3 separate regions of the Homo sapiens genome follow, and regions 2 and 3 are each linked to region 1. A link is a loop called in an ENCODE intact Hi-C map of the cell type or tissue named here. Cell type or tissue: mammary epithelial cell. All regions are shown on one strand. Region 1 overlaps NKAIN1 (sodium/potassium transporting ATPase interacting 1). Region 2 overlaps ZCCHC17 (zinc finger CCHC-type containing 17). Region 3 overlaps SNRNP40 (small nuclear ribonucleoprotein U5 subunit 40).

Evidence for each region. Hi-C counts contacts between places; a loop is a spot of excess contacts. Peaks named below come from ENCODE experiments on the same cell type or tissue, not always from the same donor. Only the 100,000 strongest peaks of a DNase experiment are listed, where the experiment ranks them.
Region 2: it touches region 1 in a loop (6-fold over the local background); 63 of 110 quality-filtered maps call a loop at or near these places.
Region 3: it touches region 1 in a loop (5-fold over the local background); 4 of 110 quality-filtered maps call a loop at or near these places.

Annotation. Positions count from the first base shown.
Region 1 is chr1:31,179,693-31,187,692 of GRCh38, forward strand. It overlaps NKAIN1 (sodium/potassium transporting ATPase interacting 1), which reads right to left. Exons shown (of 7, transcript NM_024522.3): 3 at 5,555-5,635; 4 at 4,125-4,322; 5 at 2,838-2,898; 6 at 2,168-2,249; 7 at 53-2,020. The coding sequence ends at 2,011. Among named protein-coding and RNA genes, the nearest start is that of NKAIN1, 56 kb to the right of the region's middle. RefSeq lists a silencer at 1,922-2,171 and an enhancer at 4,290-4,584. In mammary epithelial cell, CTCF peaks have their summits at 1,926 (motif pointing right), 2,968 (motif pointing left), 4,461 (motif pointing right) and 6,155 (motif pointing right); DNase peaks (open chromatin) are centred at 2,879 and 6,169; H3K4me3 peaks cover 802 bases.
Region 2 is chr1:31,323,163-31,331,162 of GRCh38, forward strand. All of the region lies in intron 3 of ZCCHC17 (zinc finger CCHC-type containing 17), which reads left to right. Among named protein-coding and RNA genes, the nearest start is that of ZCCHC17, 30 kb to the left of the region's middle. In mammary epithelial cell, no CTCF peak of the experiment used is centred here; a DNase peak (open chromatin) is centred at 4,419; H3K27ac peaks cover 1,119 bases.
Region 3 is chr1:31,270,694-31,278,693 of GRCh38, forward strand. SNRNP40 (small nuclear ribonucleoprotein U5 subunit 40) reads right to left here. Exons shown (of 10, transcript NM_004814.3): 6 at 686-806. Among named protein-coding and RNA genes, the nearest start is that of SNRNP40, 22 kb to the right of the region's middle. In mammary epithelial cell, no CTCF peak of the experiment used is centred here; a DNase peak (open chromatin) is centred at 3,128.

The DNA.
Region 1 (8,000 bases):
AGGGACTTCTCACTTAGAAAGTTCTATAGACCCAATGGGCAGGACAGGAAGATAGAGAAGAAAACACCATCTTTAATCAACCCGCCTGCACAGAAACCAGGAGAGCACTCCCCTCCTTGCAAGGTCCCAGTGAAAAGAGAACCTGGTCCCCTTGCAAAAACCATCTTATAAAAACAAAAGGCTTCAAAGCACCAGTGGCTACACCCGTTGAGTAGAAAGGGGCTTGGGGGAGAGTTGGGGTGAGAGAGGTGAGGGCTGGAGGCAGGGCTGGCCCAGTGAAGGGCAGTAGCTTAGCCTGAGGGAGCTGCCCCCCTCTCAAGCTGTACCCACCAGCTGGGAGCTCCATGCCTGTGGGGGCCAGAGGAACTCCTGGGCCTGGCTGCTTGCATTTGGGATGGTGGGGTGGGGTTGCCAGCCTTGCTCAGGATATTTTGGCCTTAGAGAGTAGGGAATGATAGATTGGAGGGTAGTGGGAGAGGAGCGGAATGGTCACCACAGACAGGCTCAGGTGTGCAAACCATCTGCACCATCTGGGTGCCCCCCAGTTCCTCCATGTCTCCTGCCCTCCTTTCTAACCCAGGGCCATGCCTCTTTCACAGATGAAATGCTGAGACCTGATCCTCTCTCTATGGACGCACCAGGCAGTGCGTGGGATGCAGCGTCCTCAGGAGTGTCTGTGGAGGGAGGTGGGGAAAGTGTTCTCACCTCTACTTGCCCCCAAGGAAGGGTGAGGGTGCTGGCAATCCCGACTCCCCGACTACTCACACCCCCATCTGCCCCTTCAGAACTCCTTCTGGGCTTGTTAGAGGAGGCTTCTGGCCATTGGATTGGTTGTAAATGCTGGTGATCTGTAAACACTGGAGTCTGGGCAGCGCTGACCAGCATTGCTCCTCTCTGAAACCACAAGCCTTCCAACTGGTGAGGTGGATGGAGCCGTCAGGGGTGAGTGGAGTTGTGGAGGTGATGGGGATACAGTAGAACCAGCCTCAGGGACCTGGAAGGGGGTGGAGTGACTGAGTTGGGGCCCCACTTTCCTGGAGGAGAGAGCTTGAAAGATTTGCCAAGGGTGGACAGAGGCTGAGTGTAGGAAGGCTTCTCTGTGGGTGGGGCTGAATTTGGGGCTTCATCCATCCAGTTCCCAATAAGAGAACGAATGGGTATATTGCTTTAAGAGAGGCATTGGCAAGTGGTGGTGGTGGTGTGTGAATATGGTGGAGACCACATAGGTCCAAGATGGAGGGGGGCTTGGAAATGGAACTCAGAGAGCAGACACTGGGTTTTACAGTCAGAAACTGCAGAAAGTACACTGTGTTCAAGGCCCACTTCCACCAAAAATCTAGCTGTGTGGCCTCAAGCAAATCACATCTCTGGGCCTCAGTTTTAATGTACTGCAAAATGAGAATTTTAATCCCAGTCTAGCTCAGGGAATTGAGTTAAATGAGAAGTCTAAAAGAGTCCATTTGCTAAGGGATTAATTACTTGAGGTGCGGAAACCGAGGCTCAGAGAGGGCAAGGGCTTTGCTAGACGTCACAGTCAGTGATGGACCTGCGATTAGAACCCAGGAATCCTGCTCCTAGTTCACAGTAGCTTTCCCCAGAGCTGGTGAGTGAGTGTGGTGGGATGGGATGGGTCTGATGTCCTGCTGTTTTTGGACAGGGGGGCAGGATGCTGGGTGAAGAGTGAAAGGGAGAGGCTGGAGAAGAGAGGAAGGCCCCAGCTCACGCCAAGGCTGAGATTAAAAACAAACAAACAAAAAACAAAAAACCCGTGGTGCCCCTCCCCCGCCCCGCCCCACTCCTCCGAAGTCCGGGCTGCGAAGAGCCAAGCTCAAATCCAAGTCCAAGTCCAAGTCCACGTCCAAGTCCGCATCTCCAGATGCAGACGCGGGGTTGGGCACAGGCTGCAGTGAGCGCGCGGGCCACCAGGGGGACACGCCTGCGCCTTGGCCCGAGCTCGCGGCAGCTGCGGTCAGCCCAGGGCGAGGCGCCGGGGTGGGCGCGGGGCAGAGGCTACCCCGACCTGCGGGAAACAAAGGCAGGTTAGGGAGAGTGGATCCCAAAAGTATGGGGGCGGAGAGACCCGGTTGCCCTGCCCACTCCTCCATCCCCTCCTTTTCGCAACCCCGACGCCCAGGCCTCCCCAAGCCAGCAGGGGGCCGTGACCCACGTGTACAGAGGCTGCAGCTGTAAATGCGACGTCTTCTGGGGCGCCTGGTATCCGTAGGAGTCAAAGCCGCCGATGAAGTCAACTGCGGAAGAGGGGCGGCGCATGTTAGGGATCGGCGGCGGGGGCGAGGAGAGGGAGACTGGGTCCTGAAGGGGAAGAATCTGAGGGCAGGACTCCCACCCTAGGAAGCGGAGCCAGAGAAGCCATGAGGAGGGGAGGGGCGAGGGTCAGACCCCGTGCAGGGCCTGGGGCGGGGCTTCGGCTGGACCCTGAGGGATGGGCCTCTGGGGGTCTGGAGGCGGCGAGGCCGGGCCAGCTGAGGGTCAGGCCCCAGTCCTTAAGGCTTGGGCCTGGGAGGCCGGGCAGTCCTATGGGAGAGAAGGCTCTCAGGGGCGGGGCTAGAGCCTCTAAACGGGACAAGACCTCTGATGGGGTGGGGCGAGATTGGGGAAAGGGGGTGCTGGGGCCAGGGACTGGGCACCTGGACGTCTGGACCCCAGCCTGGAACGGGCTGGTATGCAGAGCCTTCCATACCAGCCGCCTCTTCCCCTCGAAAGGGGCCCGTGGCCGACCCTGGGCTCCCTCCCGCCGGGGCCAGTCACAGGCCTCTGTCCAGGGTGCTGAAGGCGCAGGGCCAGATTCCCCACTTCCCCAGGGGCGCCTTACTCACAGCTGTCCTCCTCCTCCAGGAACACTTTGCTCACGTAGCAGGCGAACACGAAGCCGAACAGCTGGGAGTGGAGATGACACGTCAGGGAGGAAGGAGGAGTGGGAACCTCTTCCTCCGCCCCCTGCCGGGCCCTGTACGCTCTGACTGGCAAGGGAGGAGGCATGCCAGGATGAAGGCAAACCGTAACAACTTCCAATTAAATGTTTTCACCTTAAAGTCAAACATACATGGTCTAACTCTTCTGAAAGTGTAACTTGAGACAAGTAATCATTTTACCTCTTTGAGCCTCAGTTTTCCCACTTGGACTTGGGCAATACCTTATGGCTTGTTAAGAAGAAAGAGGATTATGTGACTTTGTGGGTACAAAGTGCCTAGGACAGGGCTGGCCCTTCTAGAAACAGGAACTACTCCTATCTTGGAGTTTCTTTCTTTCTTTTTTTTTTCTTCCCTTCCCTTCCCTTCCTTTCCTTCTTTCTTTCAGACAGGGTCTCACTCTGTCACCCAGGCTGTAGTGCAGTGCTGCAATCATGGCTCACTTCAGCTTCAACCTCCTGGGCTCAAGTGATCCTCCTGCCTCAACCTCTCAAGTAGCTGGGTCCACAGGCATGAGGCATCACGCCCACTGGGGTCACTTTCTTATTCTCACAACTCTGAGGCTGGTATTGTCATTCTTTTTTGTGAATAAGGAAACAAGCTCCGAGAAGGCAGGTGACTTGTCCAAAGTCACATAGTGGGTGTATTGAGCACTTAAACCCAGGATTGATTCATAGTCTGATGCCTCATCCTACTCACTAAACCTGTTCACTCTGCACAGGGGCTGGGGCAGCGGTGAGGGAAGACGGTACAGGATATGGAAACAGATCCAGACAAAAGGACAGACAGGCGGAAGACCTAGGTTCATTCCCTCTTTTTTTTTTTTTTTTTTTTTTTTTTTTTTTTATGGAGTTTCGCTCTTGTTGCCCAGGCTAGAGTACAATGGTGCAATCTTGGCTCACCGCAACCTCCACCTCCTGGGTTCAAGCAATTCTCCTCCCTCAGCCTCCTGAGTAGCTGGGATTACAGGCATGTGCCACTATGCCTGGCTAATTTTGTATTTTTAGTAGAGACGGGGTTTCTCCATGTTGGTCAGTCTGGTCTTGAACTCCTGACCTCAGGTGATCCACCAGCCATGGCCTCCCAAAGTGCTGGGATTGCAGGCGTGAGCCACTGCGCCCAACCCATCCCCTCAACCAGAGCTAAAGAAAGGGATCGGGAAGTGTGTGTAGGGTGGGGGACAGAAGGACTTACTGCCAGGAAGATCTGCAGGGCGCTGCTGAGGGCTTCAATGTAGGGGTAGTCAAGCAGGCAGCCAGTGACAGAGATGACATGGTGGTCCTCCAGAGCCAGGCGGGAGTTCAGAACAGGTGTCACCAGGCAGCCTGGCCCATTCTCCATCCACCAGGAGCGGTGCAGGGATGTGTTGAAGGTCATGATGAAGTCCCGGTCCTGGGGGCAAAGGGGCCTGGGATACTGAGTGTGAGGGAGAGGGAGGGGGGAGCTACTCCCCCAGCCCAGGAAGACTATATTGATCGGTGAAGGGATTCAGGGAGCCTGCACCTGCAAGTCCATATTTGACCAACAGGTGGCACTTAATGACCACACAGGCCTCACTCTTTTGTCACTGAGATGGGAAGGGGTTTGTGTGGACTCACAGGGGCCTCAGAATTTTCAGAGCTGGAAGGAACATTAACAATTTCCCAGCCACAGGTGAAATCCTCAGTACCAGCCCCTTAACAGCCCATTCAGTATCTCCACTGCTCCCCCTGTGTGCGACCCTGGGCGAACCTCTCCTTTGGGGCCTTGGTCTCCACATTTGTTAAATGGAGAAGGGGCTGGCCTAGATCAGAAGTTCTTACCCAGGGTGTGTACCCATGTGCCCATCCATGCAGTCACTCATTCAACAGATAAATACTCACTGCCTGCCGACCAGGGGCCAAGCACTCAGATGTGTGACCTTATTTTATCCCCTCAGCAACCACATGAAGTTGCAGTTGCTCTTATGTCCACTTACTAGATGAGGAAACTGGGGCTCAGAGAGGATCAGCCACTTGCCCAGGGTAATACAGCTAGAAGGTTTTAGAGCTGGGATTTGAATCTAGCAGGGTCAAACTACAAAGCCAATGCTCTTAAATTCACATATTTTGCCTCTTTTATATCTAAAAATAGAAGTTGTGTCTCTCTGGGCTTGCTCTTATTCAAGCGAAACAGTCCTACTTTCTTGGTCTGCTCAATCTTCCCTGAACAAACTCTAACTAGTCTCTTTCCCTTCTGAAAAATATTGATCAGAATTAACCCAAATCTTTGTGGTCTAAGCACTACAAAGCGCATGGCATTTTCACCTCCCTTGCTCTGAATACTCTACCTCTATTAGCGGGGCCTAAGAGTAGCTTTCTGGGCTCCCACATACTGTTGGTTTTTACTGAGCTTGTGATCAACTGGGACCCCTGGCTCATCTTCACATGGACTGCTCTTCAGCCTTATCTGCTCCATCATTGTGTTTGAGGAAGCCAGAAATAAATTGTGTAAGTAGGAAATGGGGCACACAGATTATTTGGGCATGTAAGGAGAGAGAGACTTCTTCGAGACATGATGCTCTGGTCCTATACCACAGTACCCTTAGGGCAGGGGATGGGAATGGTCAGGCTCTGCCCTATGGCACTGCCAGGTCTGAGGCTTACCTGGGACAGCTGTCCAACCTCCAAGTAGAAGCAGATGATAAATGCATTCCAGCCAACCCAGAGCACCAGCCAGGCTGCATACTGGGGAAAGCAGAGGTGGGATCAGGGTGGGGCCTGGGGAGTGGGGGATGGGGAGTGTCAATGGAGACAGAGCTCAGGGATGAGGAGATCTGGGCAGGGGAAATTATGAGAATACCTCACTCAGAGAGCACAGTGTAGCTTACAAATCATTTACACACCCATCAGGCCTTACAACAGCCCTGCAAGGTCAGCACTGCCCTCTTTTAGAGAGAACTAACTTAAAACTGAAAGGAAGTTTAAGGTTTCTAAGATCACACAGCTAGGAGGAGGTAGGGCTGCCACTCAAATCAAGTTCTCTGATAGCTAATCCCATCCACTGTGCTAACAACATCCTCTAGACCAGCTGTCTCTAGAATACTGGAATCATTCAAGGATGTTTGTCAAAAATGCAGATTCTTGGGTCCTACCTCTAGACCTACTGATTCTGAATTTCTAGGGATGTTTAAAAGGGATTGCTTAAGCAATCCCTAGGAGATTGTGACTCAGATGACACTTTCAGAAACATGTTCCAGGTGGTAAGCCACTAGAGGGCGAGGACTCTGACTGCCTGGCTCACCACTGCAATGCCAATGCCTAGCACAGAATAGCTGGATGAACCCATTAAGACTATAGGAAATGGGCCAGGTGCAGTGGCTCATACCTGTAGTCCTAGCACTTTGGGAGGCTGAGGTGGGCAGATCATTTGAGCTCAGGAGTTCAAGACCAGCCTGGGCAATATGGAGAAAACCCATATTTAAAAAAAAAAAAAAAAGAGGCCAGGCGCAGTGGCTCACGCTTGTAATCCCAGCACTTTGGGAGGCCAAGGTGGGCAGATCACCTGAGGTCGGGAGTTTGAGACCAGCCTGACCAACATGGAGAAACCCTGTCTCTATTAAAAATACAAAATTAGCCAGGCATGATGGCACATGCCTGTAATCCCAGCTACTCGGAAGGCTGAGGAAGGAGAATCACTTGAACCTGGGAGGTGGAGGTTGTGGTAAGCTGAGATCATGCCACTGGACTCCAGCCTGGGCAACAAGAGCGAAACTCCGTCTCAAAAAAAAAAAAAAAGTCTTAATTCTTTTGTGTTTTTTTTTTTTTTTTTTTTTTTAAGACAAGATTTTGGTCTGTCACCCAGGCTGGAGGGCAGTGGATGCTGGGAACTTTAGACCAAAAGAGACAGGAGGTTATCCTGCAGCCTTGTGCCTGAGTATGTGTGTGACATCTTCTCACATGGCTGTGGCTGGAGTCTGGGTATAAGGGAACCAGGGCAGGTGGAGGCAGGATCATGGATGGGGCCTGGAGAAAGGCTGGGGTGAGCAGACCAAACTGAGACCCCAAGCATAGAACGGGAGTCCAGCCTGGGCCCTGGATGCCCTCACTCCATCACTTTCCTCCCTCCCTTCCTTGCTCTATAAATTGTACTTGAATGACACAGGTCAATGTGCCCCGCTCCAGCAATCTTTCCATCTGTCTGGAAGGAGAGGGCTGGGATGGGAGGGACTGGGAGCAGCAATGCTGGAGCAGCAATGCTAGGTCAGCACTGAGGCCCCTGGGCCCCTCAGTTTTCCCACATCCCGAATGTGGCCACCTCTGGGGAGAACAGCATTCCACCCACGGTAGTGAGCTGGAGAGGAGGTTAGGGTCGATTTGAGACCTGGATGCTTCTACCCAAGTCCTGTGCCTGCAATTCTAGTGGCTGTCACCTGGCAGATAGTGTTGTTGACAGTGGTGTCTGGGGCTTTCCTGAGAACTGGAGAGAAGTGTTCTCTTATGTCAGATGAGAGAGAGCCTTGTTAGGGTCCTGTTCACCTGGCTTCTGGGAACTGAGCCTGTGGAGGTGGGGAGAGAAGTCCTAGAATGAGTGTGTGTGGGCTCTGGAGGCAGCATGACATTGCATGTCATTGTGATTGTAGGTGTCAAGCATGTATGTAGTAAATCTAGTGAAAAGCCTTTTCCCTCAAGAGAGCCATGTGAAGAGGTCACTGAGGAACAGCAGGGAATATGGGTGAATCTAGCTGAAAGCAGGAGTTTGACAGAGACTATCAGGGACCAGGACTTGGGAAGAGGCTGTCGGGGAGGAGGAGAGAGACCCAGACTCCTGGGGCTGGAGTGCAGGGAGGCACTGACCTCAAAGCCACACTAGCTGCTCCAGAACACATCCTTGATGTACATCGGGCAAGAGAGACAAATGCCAAGCCTTCCTGAAGCTTCTTGAGAAACTAAATAAGATGAAGCCCATCCCTCCTGTGTCCTTGCGCCCACCCCTTCCTGAGGCCGTGTGGTGCCGCAGCAGGAGCCTTCACTGTTGATCTGATGTTCTAATCCTGCCTTGCTTTCATTAGCTGTGTGACCTTAGGAAGACTCGCAACCTTTCTGAGCTTCA
Region 2 (8,000 bases), 140 kb after region 1:
TTAGGAACTCTGCCAGGAACTAGGGACAAAGATCGAATATGTATTTCTTATACCACAGTATCAATGCCAGCATCCTGGTTGTGTTAGTGTACTATAGTTTTCCAAAATGTCACCATTGGAGAAAACTGGATAAAGTGTACATAAAACCTCTGTATTCTTTCTTTCTTTTTTTTTTTTGAGACGGAGTCTTGCTCTGTTGCCCAGGCTGGAGTGCAGTGGCACAATCTCGGCTTACTGCAAGCTCCACCTCCTGGGTTCACGCCATTCTCCTGTCTCAGCCTCCCAAGTAGCTGGGACTACAGGCACCCGCCACCATGCCTGGCTAATTTTTTGTATTTTTAGTAGAGTCAGGGTTTCACCGTGTTAGCCAGGATGGTCTCGATCTCCTGACCTCATGATCTGCCTGCCTCGGCCTCCCAAAGTGCTGGGATTCCAGGCGTGAGCCACCGAGCCCGGCCTAGACCTCTGTATTATTTCTTTTGAGTGCAGATGAATGTACAATTATCTCAAAAATTTTTTTTCACATAGGGCAGCAAAGTTATCAAATATTTTTAAAAAATGATTTAAAACACTCCTAAAATCTTTGAGATTAATAAATATTTTAAAAGATTGCTGTTAATACCCAGTGTTAGAAATGGATACTTTTACTCTCTATCAGGAGCATAATTTCACAGACTTTGGCAATGCCTATTAACATCTTTTATGTGCTTATTACCCTTTAATCCAGAAATTCTTTGAAGAATTTAGTGTAAGTAGAGAATTACATAAATTATGTGCATCTGTTTTGTAGACTATGCAGATGATTGAAAGAATGACTGTATTTCTAAGACATAATTATGCCTCATCTTACCAGAAAGATGCCATGGAAGGTTTTCATACAATTCCATCACACTGCTACCTGACTGATAACAGTTGTAAAACATCATTGATTATGAGAAGCACTCCAATTTCAGAGAGATTAAAGTGAGAGGAAAAGAAAGTGCATCTTAGAATCAATGAAACACAATAAATGTCAGTTTACTGACATGAGCCAGGAGTGGTGGCATGCACCTGTAATTCCAGCTACTTGGGAGGCTGAAGTAGTAAGATCACTTGAGGCCAAGAGTTCGGGGCCAGGCTGGGCAACATAGCAAGACCCCACTGATGGCGATGGAGGCCTGTCTAGAGTGGCTGCTGCAAAGATGCCAGCCATAGTGGGGGCTGTGCGGCCAGGGCTGCATGTTCTATGGAGCTGGCAGGAGCCCTGCCCCCTTATGAGTTAGTGGGGTGGGAGCCCACCCTCATGGGTGCAGCTGCCGCCACCCAGCCCTGGCTGCAGACCCAGGCATCCCTGCACTCTTGGAGGTCCGGGAAGACCCCTTTCCCCCATAGTCTCAGAAGTGCCTGCTCCCACTGCCTGGACTCTCCAAGCTCCCGGCTCCTGCTCTGATTTTGGAGCAAAGTCGAAGCTGAGCCTGGGCACTATTGCAACCTGGCTGGGTTTGCACACCTTGGGGTGGTGCTGCCATGCCAGCTTCCTACCATCTTGGCCCCCTCTGGACTTTGGGTGCCAGTGAGCACAGGAGGGAGGCCAAAGGGGTGCTGAGGGTGGCTCAGCATGGGCCTGCAGGTGCCCCTGGGCACAGAACAACTGGGCGTCATGGACAACATGATTGATGGTGACAAGAGGCAGACAGGCTCCTGGGTGGAAAGGGGCAGGTCTCGGTGAAGCCGCACCTTCAAGCCAGGGATGGCCTAAAGCATAGGGGCCAGGCTGTCAGTTCCAGGTGGAGTCTGTGGCCCAGAGTGAGAACTTAAGGTGCTTTTCCTGGGCCTGCCCATGGACCAGTCAGCACACACTTCTGAAGACTGTAAAAATCCTGGACTCAGCCAGACTTGGGCAGACACTGGGAGGACTTGCCTGTGGAAATGGGTTACCCACACTGGGTCTCCTCTCCGTCAAGGGCTGCAGATGTTGGGATGACCTGCCTGCAGATAAGAGCTGCCCATTCTGGGTCTCCTCTCTGCTAAGAGCTGCACTCAACAGGTTGACCTGCCTGTGGAAAGGAGCTACCTACTTTGGGTCTCCTGAGAGCTGTACCATCACTCAATAAAGCAACTCTTTGCCTTGCTTACCCTCCAGTTGTCTGCTTACCTCATTCTTCCTGGATGCAAGACAAGAACTTGGGACCCGTTGAATGGCGGGACTGAAAGAGCTGTAACAGATCCAAGGGCTCCCTGAGCCAGAGCTGTGACACCTCTTTGGGGCTTTATGGTTCCTGGCCTCTCCAAGCTTCTGGGCACCACCATGTTCCCCAGAGTCCACAGTGGAAGCCGCTTGTGGTATGCCTGGTCCATCCACAGCCTCACATGGAGCTGGTGCCTGTGCCAGCACCTGGAGCTGCCTGCCCAGCCACAGCAGCCAGTGTGCCTGGCTGTGCACAGTGGCTGGACCCCATGCTCACTCACTCATGCATCCCTCGCCACTCCGAGCCTGGCTCGCCCTTGGCAGGTGTGGGATCTGGGACGGCAGCATGAGCCAAGCGCAGCCCATTAGACCAAGTGGATGGAACAGGCCTAGTGGCCCCAAGCAAAGCTGAATGCAGCCTGCCAGGCCAAGTGGGCAGAACGAGCCCAGCAGGTCCAAGCAAAACTCGGGCAAAGGTGCTGCTGGCCACAGCAGCTTCTGGCTGGAAAAGTGACACCTGAAGAATCTTGTGACACCATCTTTACAAAAAGTTAGCTGGGTGTGGTGGCAGAAGGATCACTTGGGCCCAGAAGTTAGAGGCTGCAGTGAGCTATGATTGTGCCACCGCACCCCAGCCTGGGTAAGAGTAAGACCCTGTCCCTTAAAAAAAAAAAAAAAGAAAAAACTAACATGGAAAGAAGTCTAAGATAATAAAATTTAAAAACATGTTGCAGAAGACTTTGTATAGCATCTCTCTTCCCCTTTTAAAGCAAGTGTGCATATGCCTTTAATATCTTTTTTCTTTATATAGTTTAAATTACTGCCTATGTTTAGAAGAAAGGCTGGAGGAATATTCAACAGATTAACAATGGTCACTTCTGGGGAGTTGGTTTTGCTAAGGAAGGGATGTACATGGAAGAGGGACTTTGACTTCTGGAAATTTTTTTTAAGTTTTTTCTGTTAAAAAAAAAATCCAAGAGGTGATCTTTGGATAATAAATCCATGCCTCTAACCTTGTAGACTACTATTCTGCAAATTGCATCTTTGCTTAAGAAATGGTTTACCAGCAGTTTTCAAGCTGGCAGTCAGCAGTCTGTAATTAAGTTTCTCATTTTATGTTGTCTGGAATTTAATGACATCGAACTCTTCCCCACCCCACAGGACATTCATCTCTTTCTGTCTGAGCACAGGTTTTCTTGTTAGTATAGTTGCCATAGCTGCCAGTGCCTGAAAGTCCCATTCTAATTTGGGCATATGTGACACTTTGGGGACTGTGTGGGATTAAAGGCCTGTGACCTTCCAGCAGTCAATCTTCAACTCATTTTATCCATACCCTGTCAGGTGATGCCTCTGATTGTGGCTGACAGCTTACAAGTGAATCTGTCAGTCTGACAGCTGGGCTGAGGCAAGCCTCAGAGGGAGAGCTCAGGGAGCCAAATAATTAGGTGGAAACTCTGTGAGTTTTAATCCTGAGATCTATAGGTTTATTGGATAACTTGAGCAATTGACTTCCTTACAGTGTATCTTAGTTTCTCTGCCCATAAAGAGGGAAGATTATTAAGTCTCAGCCTGAAAGGACTGAGTTAGAAAATAACTCTGGTCTGATCAGGTCTTAACATCTTTGGCTCAGGTAGGTAGATTCTAATTTGAGCTGGTTTCCCAGATGTCATGTTCTCAGAATACTTCAGCCAACACTGAGTTGAAGACCCCTTCCTACTATTCAAACCTAAGCTAGATTTTCTTTCCCCTCTCATAGTATTATCCAATATAACTTTCTGTGATGATGAAAATATTCCTTATGTTCTCTGATTTGTTTCCTGACACCAACCAACTCCCCAATTCTCTGGACACCAACTGGGTGTCCAGTGACTCAGTTCAATTCTGACATTATTTATCTGGAGCTTGTGTTAGATCTCACAAATTTAAGGGACTCAGTCCCACAAAATTTCCCCCATTTCAGATGCCAGCTGCAAGTCCTGGGCCACTTGTACTTCTGACCAATCAGCTGTAAACAGGGGTTCCATGACCACCTACTTAGGTTTGAGACTTTGCCAGAATGGCTTACAGAAGTCAGGAAAACACTTTACAGTAGTCCCCACTCATCTGTGCCTTTACTTTCCACGGTTTCAGTTACCCTAGGTCAACTGAGGTTTGAAAATATTAAAGGGAAAATTCTAGAAACAATTCATAAGCTTTAAGTTGCAGTTGCAGTGTGATGAAATCTTGTGCTGTCTTGCCACATTCCATCTGGGACTTGAATCATCCCTTTGTCCATCCACACTGTGTACGCTACCCACCCATTAGTCCCTTAGTAGCCTTCTCAGTGATCAGATCGACTGCTGTTGCAGTGCTTGTGTTCCAAGTAACCCTTATTTTACTTAATGGCCCCAAAGTGTAATACTAATGCTGGCAATTTTGATATGCCAGAGAGAAGCCATAAAGGGCTTCCTTTAAGTCAAAAGGTAAAAGTTCTCAACTTAATAAGGGAAAAACAGGGACCCCTAGAGGGGGGACTGAGGAAGGGGGAGAATGGTTGAAAAATTTAACTTTGAGTACTATGCTGAGTACTACTGTAATGGGATGATTAATATCCCAAACCTCAGCATCATGCAGTGTACACAGATAACAAACTTGAACATATGTACCCCCGGAATCTAAAATAAAGGTTAAAAACAAATTAAGGAAAGAAAACGTAATCCTGTCCTGTGGTTGCTAAGATCTACCCTAAGAATGAATCTTCTGTGTGTGAAATTGTGAAGAAGGAAAAATTCATACTAGTTTTGCTGTCGAATTTCTAACTGCAAAAGTTACAGCAACAGTGTGTGATAACTGTTCTTACAGTATGTTGTTATGTTATTATTGTTAATCTATTTCTGTGCTTAATTTATAAATTAAGCTTCACAGCCAGGCATGGTGGCTCACACATGTAATTTCAGCACTTTGGGAGGCGAGGTAGGTGGATCGCTTGAGCTCAGGAGTTTGAGACCAGCCTGGGTAACATGGTGAAACCCCATCTCCACAGAAATACAAAAATTTACTGGTCATGGTGGTGTGTGCCTGTAGTCCAAGCTACTTGAGGGGGCTGAGGGGGTTGTTTGAGCCTGGGAGGCAGAGGTTGCAGTGAGCCGAGATCATGCCACTGCACTCCAGCCTGGGTGACAGAACAAGACCCTGTCTCAAAAATAAATAAATAAATAAATAAAAATTAAACTTTATCTTAGGTGTGTATGTATAGGAAAAACATAGTATGTATAGGATTCAGTACTATTCTTTGCCAGTTTATTATAAAGGATACAACTTAGGAACAGCCAAATAATTGAAGAGATACATGGGGTAGGGTATGGCTGGAGTGGAGTGGGATCGGGTAAGGTGTGGTGGGGAGCTTTCATGCTCTCTGGTATGCCACCCTCCCAGCACTAGGATGTGTTTGCCAACCCAGAAACTACAAATCTCATGTATGGGAGTTTTTATAGAGCTCAGTCTCTAGCTCCCAACCCTCCTCTTTCTTCCTAGAAGTAGGAGATTGGTGGGTGGGATTGAAAATTCCAGTCCTCTAAGCCAGCATGGTGGTGAGCACCTGTAGTTCCAGCTACTTGGGAGACTGAGACAGGGGGATCAGTTGAGCCGTCCAGGAGTTTGAGTCCAGCCTGGGCAATATGGCAAGATCCTGTCTCAAAATAGAAAAAGTTCCAGCCCTCTGATCGCTTGGTCTTTCTGGTGACTAGTCCATCCTGAGGCTATCTAGGGATCCCACTCTGTCACCTCATTAAAATAAACTCAGGTATAATCAAAAGGGGCTTACTATGAATAACAGAATACACTCCTATCACTTAATAAATCCCAGGAGTTTTAGAAGTTCTTTGACAGGAAAATGAACAAATGTATTTTTGTATTATACTACATCTGTGCTGATACATGACTTTTTCATTTTATTTATTTCAACTAATTGAAATTGAAACTTAAAACAGCTACATGACTAGTGACTATCTATTAGGCAGTGCAACCCTATACAATTATAAAGTTCTTTTTTTTTTCCTACTGTCTTCTGCCATCCAGCACTAAACTATGAAATTTTGAGAACAGATTTTTCAACATTATACTTTCAGAGTTTCTTGCTTATGATAGAAGCTCAAATATATTTAGCAGTGGATTCAGTTTAGCAAATAATTATTGAGTTCTATTTTCTGATTAGCTTTTTTGGTGGGAACACAGAGGTAAGAGAAACATAATCCCTTGCTGCCCTCAGATTGCTTACAGTCTAGTGATGTAAACAAATTAGAGTGGCGTGTAATAAAAATGAGTGTTGTTGCACTTAGTCCATGGAATTGTGGAACGGTTAGGCTGTTTGGATGAGTCAGGGCATAGTACAATACTTGAGGTATAGTGGGTGGGTGTTCAGTAAATCTCACTGAATGAATGAATGAATTATAGCCTCAGTTCTACCATTAACTGGCTTCTTGGCAAGTCTCCTAGTCTTTGAGCCTTAATTTCCTTATCCCTGAAATGGGAATGATGTGCATATTTTAGGGTCTTGAGTTTTTTTGACTGGGAGGACCATGTTTCATTAACGCTTGGATATATTTTTGCCTATAATATAGTTTAAGCGTTTAGTAAATGTTTTAGTGAATCCTTAATCCCAACAAGAATAAAGGGTGTTAAAACACTTTCACGAATGTGCTTATATTATTGTCATATACCATTGATTGGGAGATGAATTGACTTAAACTGTGGAGAGGGAATTAAGATTACCCAAGGGTAACAGTGACCTTTTGTTTTGACATTTTTTTGGCTGCAGCTGTCCTCTAATGATTTGAGATTTTCACTTCTTTCCTTTATTGCCAGTGGAAGTTGTGGAAGAAATTAATGTTGAACCTAACGCAGTTGGGGTAACGGTTTTAAGGGGACTATAATGGGCTCACTCTGTTACTCTCATGTGGTGATTGAGGAGCTAGCCCTTTCCAAGTTGTCAGGTTTCGTTTTTTTCCTGTTTTTACCAGCAGACACTCAGATGGGACTAATTCTGTTTAAGTGTCATGTTGGGTTTATTGAACTTGATGATGGACTTGATATGCCTCTTGGGCATTTATTTATGGCTTGATGTCAGAAATCCATGCACAGGTTGCTCTGAAGAGCTCCCTTTGGTGTAGCGTGGGAAGCAAAGCATTTTTGTTTGTTTGTTTCTGTTTGATTTTGGAGCATATGCTAGAACAGAATTAGATGTACTTTCCTCTATTTGTAGGTAAGTTCATCTTTCTCCTTTTTTTAATTGTAAGGATAATATAGATTAATAATAAAAATGGGGAAAATATTGGTATGATGTAGGAGACCTGATAAACTCATATTTGAATTGCACTTCTGTTATTTATCAGCCTTGTGATCCTGGATAATTTATATGATTTCTAGATGATTTTTTCCCATGAACCTTTGTCAAAGAGGATTAAATGAATGGATGGATGTAGTATATATAGTGAGGTACTCAGCACAAAGGGAAGGGGCCTCAAATATTTTATATGGTGTCCTCTACTGCATACACGTCATCTGACTTTTGGTGGTGTGTCCATGTTAACAATGAAGTCTCTCCCAAGAATTCAGACTGCTTTCTGAGAATGAATCTAGTCATGAATCCCTCCCATACAGAGTATAGTTTCAGCCATAGATAGAAATAAACCAGGTAATTGCCTATAAAACAGACTGAAGAGATGGGAGCACTCAAGATGCAAACAAGATAATCTGGGTGTAATTCCAGGGAAAAGGGATTGGAATGAAATTGTAATTTAGGAGACTGAAATCTAGTTGATTGTATCATAATATTCTTTTTTTTTTTTCTCTTGAG
Region 3 (8,000 bases), 91 kb after region 1:
CCCAATGAATGTCAGGTATTGTTTTTGTTACAAAATGTCAGGGAATACATTTTAGTTCCTGACAAGCCTATAATTTTGTATACCAGGGCCATTTCCAAACTCCCTCAACATTAAGCATATAATCCAGCAAGTCACCTTACTTTTTTTCTGTAGTAACCCATCCTCCCACCCTACAACTCAAAAACAAGTAAAGAGAAAGAGCAAGAGTGTGTTCGTGTAAATCCAGAATGTTTTAATGAAGACCTCTTCCCACACCAATGCTTTCAGAGTGGGGAGGGAAGACAGACTGGCAGGAAAGAGCAGAAGAGATCATCCAAGCTTGGTGCTCTCTGAAAACGCACAAGAACTGCCTTGAATAGACTTCTAGATTCACATCTTTTTCATTAAACTCATCACCTAGAGTTTCTAATATCCTGTTGGATACACAGCATACCAGAGCTGAGATGGGTCTTAAAGGTAAAGTCCAATCTTCTTATCAATGTAGAAACTGATGCCTAGAGAGAAGAAATGCTGTGTGCAAAGTTGTTCAGGGACAAGACAGAGATCTGAGACTACAGTCCTAGATTCTTGACTATCTCACCTAAAGCTTTCCCCATTACAACACATTCTAATCGTCTGATGGAATCTGTGAGCAATCTTTGACTTTTTCCTTGGATCCTGGGAGAGATTTCCTTTCCAAAGTTACCTGTATTGTCCATTGCATTGGACAAAAGATAAGAGCCTTCAGAACTTAAACTCAGGCCAGTCACTGAATCTGCATGGCCTCTCATGGTGTAGGTTAGCTTGTTCTGGCGCAGGTCCCAGACCTGCAAAAACAGAAAGGTGCCCCCAGAAATCAAATTAATAAAAGCAGAGAAAGAGAATGACACAAGAGACAAGAGTCAATTGCCCAGAGACACTGATATTACTCTACTATAAAACACAGGATTTCTGTCAAAGAGAAAAACACCTTTTTTTAATTTTCATTTTTTTTTTGAGACAGCGTCTCACTCTGTTGCCCAGTGCAGTGGCACTATCATGGCTCGCTGTAGCCTTGACTTCCCGGGCTCAGGTGATTCTCCCATCTAAGCCTCCCCAGTAGCTGGGACTACAGGAGCATGCTACTATACCCAGCTAATTTTTCTGAAGAGACAGGTTTCACCATGTTGCCCAGGCTAGTCTTGAACTCCCGAGCTCAAGCAATCCTCCCACCTCATCCTCTCAGTATTTGGATTAACACGCATGAGCCACTATGCCTGGCCAATCTCTGTCTTTCTAAAAAGGTAGCTCAGGCTACCACGTTTGACTAGATAAATATAAACGAATGCATATCAAATGTTAAGATAAAGTTTTACACACAAAAAAATAGAATTCAGAAAGGTTATTTTCAAATCATAGCAAAGAAAAACTATTATAGAAAAAAACTAAAAATGGCTATGATTCTTAGCCATTAAAAATTATTATAAATACATAAAACGAACATGTCATTTAAAAAAGGCATTATGATTACATGTTTGTGTAACAATATGAAAAATACAGATGCTTAAAATTTTTCTTTTAATGTAACAATATGTGACAATAAATGTATATATATGTACATGTATGGATATGTACATGCACATACACTATGGAAAAGCACATTTATTAAAATAAAAATAAATTACAGGTTCACTATTGCTTGTATAGGAAACGTAAGATACAGAAAATAACCTAAACGTCAAGCAGGAAAAATAGGTGGTTTATTAAATTATGGTTCATAAGCACATTGCAAAACTGAATTCTCATACAGGAGATAGCATGACAGAGTAGAAAGAGTGGTGACTTAGGGTAAGAATAAACTGTTCCTTGCCACTTAGAGTTATGTGTCATTGGGTCACTAATTCTTTCTGGGCCTGTTTCCTGGTCTGTAAGATTAGGGATAACAATAGCTACTTCTTACGGCTGTTGTAAGGATTATAAGAATGCTTAGCATATGCCGGGCACAAGACAGGTCCTCAATAATGTGTAGCTATTGTTAAGCAGTTCCTAAAAATAACTCAGAAGACCAAATGTAAAAATATTTACATAATAAGCTATTAAGCAAAAAAGGAAAATACAAAACAGTATTTATCTTTACACAGACTACAGCTATGTAAAATAAATATTTTCAAGCTAACAGAAATAGTCTGGAAAGTCACATGGCAAAAAGAACAGTAATTTTGTTAAGGTCACTGGTATTACATAAAATACAAATTTTCCCCCAATTTTATTTCATATTGCAATGTAGTTTTTTTCTAAGTGAATAAAACTTTTGCTGTTCCTTAAATCAAGACACTTTTCCTTATCTAGAAATGAGTTAGGTGTTACACAGCAGAGCAATACATAGGGCAGACAACTCCACTTTCTCCATCAGTAACTCACTCATGTGTGGAGCCCAACACATTTTCTATACGATCATTTTTTTATATCAAGATGTTTGCTGCTTCAGTAATCAGGAAAGCCTGAAGTATCTGACATTTTGTTCAAGCTGTTGTTCCTTCTCTTCTGAGAAGGCACTGTTGAAATCTAGCTTTGTAACAACTAGGAGAGAATGCATTTTGCCAACCCCTCACAGAACTTGTGTGTTATTTCCAAACTTCCCCCTTGAGGCCTGTACACCTTGTTTGTGCAGGGCCAAAAAAGTATCCAGGATTTGCCACAAAAAAAATCTACAGCAGGGGTGGCTCACTCCTGTAATTCCAGCACTTTGGGAGGCCAAGGTGGTTGGATCACCTGAGGTCAGGAGTTCAAGACCAGCCTGGCCATGGTGAAACCCCGTCTCTACTAAAAATACAAAAAATTAGCCGGGCATGGTGGTGCACACCTGTAATCCCAGCTACTCGGGAGGCTGAGGCAGAAGAATCACTTGAACCCGGGAGGCGGAGGCTGCAGTGAGCCGAGATCACACAACTGCATTCCAGCCTGGGCAACAAGAATAAAACTCTGTCTCAAAAAAAAAAATCTACAGCAGGAATTTAAGCAAAACATTTTGCAAGTATCCTACTCAGCTGTTCAATGAAAAATCTGGGCATCTGATTAGTGGCAGGTACTGCTGGAGATTAAAAAAAGACATGGCCCTGCTCACAAGGAGTGTTCAGTATAACAAGGAAAACTTAAGACGTTTAAACAAGTAATGACAGGCCTATGCAAGGTACAGTTGCATACGGGTCAGAGGGTTTAGCTCTGGTGGAACAGAGATGAGAGTGAGAAAGGGAAGCTTTCACAGAAAATGAAGCACCTGAGCAGGGTCTGGAAGAAGGAAGTTTTTTTTTGTTTTTGTTTTTTTTTTAACTTAGACAAAGTGGAAGGGTATTTACTAGGACAAGATAATTTATGGAAGTAGAGGGGCATGAAAAACACTGCTGGATTGTAGGAGATTAGGCACCCAGAGGCAGCAGATGATGAGGTAGACAGGCAGAGGCCAGCTCATGAAAGGTTTTGAATGCCTGGCTTGCACTTTATTTCCTTCACTGGGGGGTCAAAGAAGGGTTCAAAATAGAAAAATGAGACATTCAGTTGTATATTCTGGAAAGATCCTTCTGACCCATTGATTAACTGATTGATTGAGACCGAGTCTCCCTCTGTTGCCAGGCTGGAGTGCAGTGGTGCAATCTCGGCTCACTGCAACCTCTGCCTCCCGGGTTCAAGTGATTCTCCTCCCTCAGCCTCCAGAGTAGCTGGGACTACAGGCGCGCACCACCACACCCAGCTAATTTTTGTATTTTCAGCAGAGATGGGGTTTCACCATGTTGGCCATGGCCAGGATGGTCTCGATCTCTTGACCTTGTGATCCGCCCACCTCAGCCTCCCGAAGTGCTGGGATTACAGGCTTGAGTCACCGCGCCTGGCCTGGCCTATATATTTAATAACTGAAGGGATGAGACCTCCTAAAGTGCAGGGATTACAAACATGAGCCACTACACCTGGCCTAATCTATCCTTTTAACCATTACATTAAAAAAAAAAAAAAAAAAAACCAAACTGAACTCCCATCCTAACTAGAGTTCAGGATTACAAGAAACGCCAGATTGCCAGCCAGACCATCAGGCTCTCAAGTGACACATTTTCTTCTTTCTTCATTTTCCTCTGACTCCCCAATCCTATTACCAGGTAGGAAGTTCCAAGAGATTGGTGGGAACAGCATTATCTGCTCACAAATATACACAGAATTTGTTTAACTCAGATTTTAAAAAGGGTTCCCACTCCTTATTTGTTTCTCTTTCTTAGAACAGGCAGTGCTACCTAAGATAGACTGAGAAACAAATAAAAACCAGGCTCTCTGAGGAGCATCTCCTAATATAGTGAGGCAGTATGGTGATTTGTCACACAAGGGCTCAAGACTGGTAAGCCTCTAGGTGCTTAAAAGGTGCTTGTTAATTGACTAGAGGTAACAAGACAGAGTGGCAAGACTATTAGCCCTCTAGAGATAGAGCTCTGGTCCCGTCTCTACCACTGACTGAGTGATGACTATTTGATCTTGGCCAGATCACTTAACCTCTTAGGGCCTCACTTCAGTCACCTATAAAGTGAGGGATGGAGGTGATGTCTACGGTTCTTTTCAGGTTTGACATTTCCTGAGTCTTTCTGATTGAAAAGGAGCCTCTCCTTTGCATGTTTAAAGAAATTTATGAGGTCTTTTAGGACAACTAAGAGTCTTCCTGAGTTCGAGAGAGCAATTACTCTCCCCTCTGCATGTAACAACAGGGTATTTTTTTTTCTAATCAGGACAGAGTCTCACTCTGTCATCTGGAGTGCAGTGGTGCAATCTTGGCTAGCTGCAACCTCCACCTCCCGGGTTCAAGCGATTCTCGTGCCTCAGGCTCCCAAGTAGCTGGGACTACAGGTGTGTGCCACCACGCGCAGCTAATTTTTGTATTTTTAGTAGAGACGGGGTTTTGCCACGTTGGCCAGGCTGGTCTGGAACTCCCGGCCTCAAGTGATCTGCCCGCCTTGGCCTCCCAAAGTACTAGGATAACAGGCATGAGCCACAGTGCCTGGCCATCAGCAGGGTATTTTTAATAGGGAAAAGACTACCTTCTAAGTAAATTCTAACACATATACAACTCTCTCCAGTCCATCTCTGTTATACAAGAGCAAAAATAAAGAAATAATTCTAGCAACCTGGTTTCAAACATTGTATTAACTGCTCCTGCCAGAAAACAATATGGCAGCCTGTATCCCAAATATGAAACATCCTTATACTTATTAAAACACATTAATTTTCATCTGGAAATCTATTCTAAGAAAACAAATACAGAAAAAGTTTCATGCACAAATATGTCCATAGCAGCATAATCTGTGATAATGATTCACATGAAACAGCCTAAATGTCCAATGACATGGTTGTCACTAAATTATTTAATACTGTAATAATAAAAAAATGATGATGATAATGGCAGCTGACATATATTGAACACACTATGTCCCTGCCACGGTGCTAGGAATATTATATCCTTACTTCATTTAATTAATGTAACAATTATATGAGGTGAGCTGACAATTCCCATTTAGACACAAGAAATGGAGATGAGGTTAAAACAACTTTTTTAAGATCACAAAGCTAGCAATTAATTGGCAAATTGCAAAATGATCCCAACTTCGCTTAAGCACAGGAATTCAAGGTTACAGTGAGCTATGATTCCACCACCACATTGCAGCCTGGGCAACACGAGTGAGACCTCAAAATAAAGCAAAAAAATGGAAAGGAAAATGATTCTAACTACAATTCTAAGAAAATAAGAATGATTTGATAGAGAGCAACTAGAGGTGGGCTTAGTTAAGGATATACTTTCCAGAAGAGATATCTATGCTGTGATCTGAAGATAAGAGGCAAGTCACAGCAATGCATCAAAGGTGGGGGTGGGGGATTCCTGACAAAGGAGCAGCTATGTGATAATAAGTGAAAAGAGATCATGGCTGGGCACAGTGGCTCATGCCTGTAATCCCAACACTTTGGGAGGCCAAGGAGGGAGGACTGCTTGAGGCCAGGAGTTCGAGACCAGCCTGGGCAATGTGTTGAGAACCCATTTCTAAAAAAACAAAAACGAAAACGAACCAAACTGGCCAGGCGTGGTGGCTCACTCCTGTAATCCCAGCACTTTGGGAGGCTGAGGTGGGCGGATCACCTGAGGTCAGGAGTTCTAGAACAGTCTGGTCAACATGGTGAAACCATGTCTCTACTAAAAATACAAAATATTAGTGGGACGTGGTGGCGGCTGCCTGTAATCCCAGCTACTCGGGAGGCTGAGGCAGGAGAATCACTTGAGTCCGGGAGGTGGAGGTTGCAGTGAGCTGAGATTGTGCCATTGCGCTCCAGCCTGGGCAACAAGAGTGAAACTCCGTCTCAAAAAAAAAAAATTTAGCTGGGCATAGTGGCATGTACCTATAGTCCCAGCTACTTGGGAGGCTGAGGTGAGAGAATTGCTTGAGCCCAGAAGGTCATGGCAGCAGTGAGCCATGATTGCACCACTGCACTCCAGCCTCGGCAGAGCGAGACTCTCTCTTGAAAAAAGAAAAAAAGCATCATCTAAAGAATGAATATTATAATGTTTACATACAAAACATTGTAGTACAGAAAAGACTTGAAGGAAGTACACTGTGAAATAGTAAGAGTGACTGAATTTGGATGATGAAACTACAGTGACTTATCTATTTTTATAATTCTTTTACATTTTCTGCACTTTAATATACAAAGTATCACTTTTATTACTAAATCTATTTTAATTGTAATTAATTGTTAATAATGTTATTCCCAATAAAGTTGATTTGTTAAACATATATTTGAATGCAAATTTTATATCTGCATAAAACATTTAAGGTAAATAAGCAGACAAATTAGGAAAAGTCTATACTGATTTTTTGTTTAGAAAAGAGAATACAATATATACAGTACACAAACAAGGAGACTGTCTCAGTGCTGGGTGCACTTCTAATTAAAAAAATTCCCCGAAAATGAAGCATTGGCAGAAAAATTTGAATGTTTGTGGACGGATTAAACGCTTTTTAGCTTTTTTTTAATGCTTTGAGACAGGGTCTCTCTCTGTCGTCTAGGCTGGAGTGCAGTGGCACGATCTTGGCTCACCACAACCCCCACCACCCTGGTTCAAGCCAGTCTTGTGCCTCAGCCTCTTGAGTAGCTGGGATTACAGGCGCATGCCACCATGCCTGGTTAATTTTTGTATTTTTAGTAGAGACGGGGTTTTGCCATGTTGGCCAGGCTGGTCTAGAACTCCTGACCTTAAGTGATCCGCCTGCCTTGGCCTCTCAAAGTGTTTGGATTACAGGCGTGAGCCAACACGCCCAGCAAACACTTTTTAGTTTACTATCACCAACAGAGTACTGAACAATTTTCATCACCCCAAAAATTTCCTAATTTTTCTCCTTTGTGTCAAACCTCTTCATCCCTAACATTTGCTGATTATTGATCTCTTCTTTGCCCTATGATTTTTTTTGAGAATATAAGGAATCCTATACATATATATAAAACCTTTTGAGGCTAGCTTCTTTTATTTAAGCTGTGAGAATTTGTGCTGTATAGCACTATTGTCTTTAGAAGGCCCAGGAACAGTCCAGATAAAGAGCCCAAAGTAAGCCATACTATTGACAGTAAGTAGACTTTACTAGCACAAGAGTATTATTGTTAGGTTAGTCTATCCTCACAGTGGAGACGAGGGCATCAATCAAATTTGGTACTCTGTTGGTGGTAGTGAATCTATGCAAACATTAAAATTCTTATAACTGTACACCAAAAATGTTTATTTCACTGTATGTAAATTTACATGTCTTGAAAAGTATAAAAGTTATCATAGCTTGATGACATTAATCTATTTTCATGTGTACAAGAAGTCTTCTAGTGATTCTGACGCCAGTGAGCTCCCAACTCCATTCTGGGAAATATTGTGCACAGCTATTAAAGTTGATCTAAGTTTCCATGTTCTGATTCTTCATTCTCCAAGTATTTATATGATGGAAAAGGGATGGGAAGTTCAATTTTGGAAAACCTGA